2 separate regions of the Homo sapiens genome follow, and region 2 is linked to region 1. A link is a loop called in an ENCODE intact Hi-C map of the cell type or tissue named here. Cell type or tissue: heart left ventricle. All regions are shown on one strand.

Region 1 (2,500 bases):
TCACTGAGCGATCTCAAGAGAATTCTTTTTTTGTTTGTTTGTTTGAGACAGAGTCTCGCTCTGTCACCTAGGCTGGAGTGCAGTGGCACGATCTTGGCTCACTGCAACCTCCGCCTTCCGGGTTCAAGCGATTCTCCCGCCCCAGTCTCCGGAGTAGCTGGGATTACACGCACCCGCCACCACGCCCGGCTAATTTTTTATATTTTTAGTAGAGACCGGGATTTCACCATGTTGGTCGGACTGGTCTCGAACTCCGGACCTCAGGTGATCGGCTCGCCTCGGCCTCCCAAAGTACTGGGATTACAGGCGTGAGCCGCCGCACTCGGCCGAGAATTATCTCTTTAACAAGTTATTCAGCTCCAGAACCCACCAGGATGTACCCGAAAAGGTGGGAGCGCTGGGGAGAGGCAACGGAGGGCAGTGTCTGGGTTCGACTGGATTGGAAGACCGCTCCGCTCTCCCTCTGCGGCTTTGGAACAGCTGCCTTATCTGGCAGTGACAGGAGAAGAGGAAAAGGAGGGTGGTCTTCTTCCTCCTCAGAAAGGAGGCTAAGAAGGCTCTTCACTGTCGAAGCCTCTCAGGCAAACCCTTCTCTGGCCTCAGTGTTCTCACTCTCTGGGGCCCAGTCTGGGTGGCCTGGAGTCACGGGTGGGCAGAAGCGGCGTTTGTGTGAGCTGGGCGGGAGGGGAGAGGGAAGGGTTAGGAACCCTAATCACACACAGCCCCGTCCCGCCCCTGCCGCTTCGCCAGGTCCCTCGGGGGCTGTGGCAGGGGCTGCGCAGCGGCTGCCTCCGGCCTTGGCGAGTTCCTGGCGCAGGACTCGGAACCACGCCAGGCGTGTATCTATCACCTGAGAGGAAACCCTGGGCTTCTCGGAGTCCGCTCCAAGACACATGCCAGAGGCCCTGGCTCCATCTCCTCCACAGGCACTCACAGACTCGACCCTCAGCCCAGGATGACCACCCCTGGCCGTCCTCCCTCTCTGGGATCAAATCTCAGACATACATTCCGGGAAGTTTGGGGCATTCGATCAGCGTCCTCCAGAATGGACCACAACCCGCACCTCCTCGGCTTTGCCTCCGCCCTTCTCCCCAGACGACCTCACGACCGCTCCCGCTCTCCCTCTGCGGCTTTGACCACCGTGCCTGGTCAGCCCCGTGTCGCTCTTCGAGGAGCCTCTGCCGGCGGCGAGAGATCGCAAGCGCCACATCGCAGTCAGAACACAATGAGCTGGAGTCTGCAGCCGGGAGCCGAACTGCGCTTGCGCGTTGCCCTGGGAACCCTTGGGCCGAATTCCCACAAGTCTCAGGGCTGCTGCAGTTCCGCCGGCCAGACTCCACTTCCCAGAGGGACAATCGGCGGAGACAGTGCTGCCTTGCGCCTGCGGGAACAGGGCCCGGCCCCGGCGCTTTAGGCGCGGAAACTACCTTTCCCAGAGACCCCTCCACGCCGACCTCAGCGCGCTCATTGCAACTTACAGAATCGGTTCCGTTCCGTTCGCTTTAGAACCAGGTCTCTGCCTTGCACTAAGGCGCAGGAAGATGCAGATCAGCGAAAAGCTGAAGATGGGGCAAGGGAGGTTAGTCCAGGGGAGCGACGCCCGATCGCTGACGAGAGAGGATCGGGAGGGTCCGGAAGACGGAGTGGGAGGCGACAGGGCGCGTTCCTGACTGGGACCGCGCCGAAAAGGCCTGGAAGGCAACAGAATTGCCCCTTGGCCTGGCAAGCGCCCGACACTTCCAGCCTGGCACTGCGGGCGGGCCAGCGTGTGCTGGGGTGGCGACGCCACAGCCACTAACGCGTGTGCGGTGCGGGAGGACAAGGATGTCGGGCAGGGATGTCCTGCTTGGCACCTCAGGACAGAGCCCATGGTGGCTGGCGGCCCCTGGAATGTTCGGGACGCAGAACACTTCGTGCTTGGGAACTTCTCAGAGGTGGGGACGAGGGAGAGGAAGGCGCCTGGATGCCAGGAAGTCTCCATCTTGGACAGCTGGGTGGTATTTAAGAAGGTGGTATTTATTTTTGTCGACCATATTTTGCAGAGACTGGCAAGGATGAGATGATGCCTAAGAATATCCAACTGGAGATACTTAGTTGCTTTTGAATAGGTAATTTGCATGGAGCTCAGGAAGGAAAGATGAGAGGGTTTTAACTTTGTTGGTCGTTAAAAAAAATCAAGAATGTGACCTGTTTGTCACATACGGAATTGTTGGCCACGTTTTAGGAAGCAGTGTCAGTGACTACAGCATTCTGTTTGGAGTTTTATTGAAGATTTCATTCCATAGACACTTTGGAGCACTTATGTGTCAAGTGCTTGACAAGGCCAGGGTCAGCCGCTGTGCAGCCCCTGTAGCAGTTCCCAGGGACCCGGCAAAGCACCAGAGGGGGAGGATGTTGTGTGAGTATCGCTGGTAACCCTTCTCTCTCGCCTCCCTCGTGACTCCAGGTCACTCAAACTGGGCTCCAGAGAGTAAGAACCCCGAGTCCAGGGGCTGGAGAA
Region 2 (2,500 bases), 120 kb before region 1:
AAAGAGGCTTCCCCGCATCCCTACCCTGGTGACAGACCCCACTGCTCGCCCTGAGTGGTCCTTCCGTGGAGTGCTGTGTTCTCCCCAAGAAACTGTGAGCATAATCCAACCACTCAGCTTTCCCAGCCTCTTTACTAGATCTTCGTCGGGCCTTACCACACTTTACCCAAGGTAACAGGATTAAGGCACTGTCCCCACCCAAAGCCAGAGCTTTGCTGTCCCTCCTAATACTCCACAGGTGCCGCCTCTAATGGCACCCACAACCAGAAACAGCCGTCGCTGCCCAAACACCAACCCCAGGTGGGAGAGGTGGAAACCGTGCCCGCCCCACAGAAAGCAAGGGAAGAGGCTGCCTGGGGCAGCCGGGCAAGTGTGAGGGCCTCCAGGCCCGCGATCTGCAGCGGCGACTCAGGGTGCCCCCTAGCATGGAGCCAACCTGGGGCTCTGCCAGGCCAGTTCCAGCGGGTGCCTCGACCAGCCCAGGGGAAGCTGCCACACAAGGCCTCGGTTACGCGACGAAGCGCACCTCCTCCCAGGAAGCGGTGAGTGTTTTCCACGCAGTATTTTCAATCTTCACATTTACAGATGTTACGGAGACTGAAAACCAGGAGGTCGTGACCTGCCCAAAGTCATAAGGGCCGGGAAGGCAATCCTGATCCTAGCCCCAGGCCCCAGTTACATCTGGGGCAATGACCTCGCCACTCTGCCTCGGTCTCCTCCTGACAGAGCGGGAACAGCGTACCGCCACCCTATCTGTTAGCAGGGATGCGCGGAGTTCGTTCGGGCGATGCGCTAGTCTGGTGCCTGGCACCCGAGCGCTCTCGGCGGGCATCAGCTATTGCTTTTATTATTTCCGTTACTCAGAAGAAAATGCACAGAAGAAAATCGCAGAATGAACAACGACAAAAGGCTGGCATCCCCACCCCAGCGGCCCGGCGCACCCAGCTCACCTGGCGAGGCGCTCCCTCCCGCGGGTCTCCGGCAGTCCAGGCCGCTCGCGGACGGCGCCCCGGGACCCAGTGGCCAAGGGGCCCGAGCCGCGTAGGGCTGGTCCCAGAAGCCCAGACGAGGCTGCACGCCGCCCACTCGCTGGAGAGGCCCGGATCCACCCCGGCCCGGAAGAGACCACTGCGAGCGCCTCAACCCCAGGCCGGCAATCCTAGCCAAGCCTGGATGGCCCAAGCCAGGAGAACCCCCGAAAGGCCGCGAGCTGTCCCCGAAACCCCGCCAACCGCGGGAGAACTACCACTCCCGGCATGCCTCCGGCCCCACGCCGACTACACTTCCCAGGGGACGCCGCGGTGCGCGCTGCGAACTCCGGGAGAGGAACCGCCTCCGCCAACGAGAGCTCTCAAAGGCGACAGTGCGCGGAGGGGCTGCAGTGCGAGGGAGTACGCACGCCGCACACGAGGCAGGAGGTCTCCAGCTGCTGGCCGTGCTGCCTACAGCCCGCGCACTTGTTAAGCAAGCGGAGTAGTTTGAAAAAACAAAACCGGAAATTAGATTCATTTAGGAGGATCAGTGTGCTGTAGCTCCCACCGCTGGTTGTGATTACTTTTCTGTTGATACAAAATAATTTACATAATGTATAGGGTCCATGTGAGTGCTTGTTACGTGCATAGACTGTAATGATCATCAAGTCACAGTATTTGGGGTATCCATCACCTTAAGCATTTATCATTTTTATGCGTTGGTATCATTTCAAGCCCTCTCTTCGATTTACTTTGAAATATACACAATATTATTGCCAAGTATAGTCACCCTAGTCTGCTATTAAATATTAGAAATTATTTCTTCCATCTAACTGTATGTTTGTACCCATAACCAACCTCTCTTCATTCCCCTTCCTTTCTGGCCTTCCTGGCCTTTGGTATCTATCCTCCTGTTGTCTATGTCCATGAGATCAAGTGTTTTAACTCCCGAATATAAGTGAGAACATGCAGTACTTGTCTTTCTGTGCCTGGCTTATTTCACTTAACATAATGACCTTCGGCTCCATCCATGTTGCTGTGAATACATTATTTCATTCATTTTTATGGCAGAATAGTATTCCATTGTGTCTATGTATGACATTTTCTTTACCCATTCATCTATTGCTGGTAGGTTGAGTCTATATCTTGGCTACTGCAAATAGTGCAGTGACAAACGTGAGTGCAGGTATCCTTTTCATATACTGATTTCTCTCCCTTTACCAGTAGTAGGGTTGCTGGATTGTATGGTAGTTCCATTTTTAGTTTTTTGAGAAACCTCCACACTGTTTTCCATAGTGGCTGTACTAATTTACATTCCCACCAATAGTGTATAAGAGTTCCCTTTTCCCCAAATCCTCACTGGCATCTGTCATTTTTTTGTCTTTATAATAATAATCATTCTAACTGGAGTGAGCTTATATCTAATTAGAAAGTGTTAGTAACCAAAAGAGCATGATATTTGTATAAAAATAGACACACACACCCCCCCATGGAACAGAATAAGAGAACCCAGAAATCAGTGCACCCAT

What was found. Hi-C counts contacts between places; a loop is a spot of excess contacts. Peaks named below come from ENCODE experiments on the same cell type or tissue, not always from the same donor. Only the 100,000 strongest peaks of a DNase experiment are listed, where the experiment ranks them.
Region 2: it touches region 1 in a loop (9-fold over the local background); 14 of 110 quality-filtered maps call a loop at or near these places.

What each region holds. Positions count from the first base shown.
Region 1 is chr5:178,939,950-178,942,449 of GRCh38, reverse strand. ZNF454 (zinc finger protein 454) reads right to left here and starts at 1,252. Exons shown (of 5, transcript NM_001178089.3): 1 at 1,006-1,252. ZNF454-DT (ZNF454 divergent transcript) reads left to right here and starts at 1,435. Exons shown (of 1, transcript NR_186409.1): 1 at 1,435-2,500. In heart left ventricle, no CTCF peak of the experiment used is centred here; DNase peaks (open chromatin) are centred at 789 and 1,309; H3K4me3 peaks cover 2,110 bases; H3K27ac peaks cover 1,057 bases.
Region 2 is chr5:179,059,117-179,061,616 of GRCh38, reverse strand. It overlaps ZNF354C (zinc finger protein 354C), which reads right to left and starts at 1,244. Exons shown (of 5, transcript NM_014594.3): 1 at 951-1,244. RefSeq lists an enhancer at 390-925. In heart left ventricle, no CTCF peak of the experiment used is centred here; a DNase peak (open chromatin) is centred at 1,296; H3K4me3 peaks cover 2,085 bases; H3K27ac peaks cover 1,060 bases.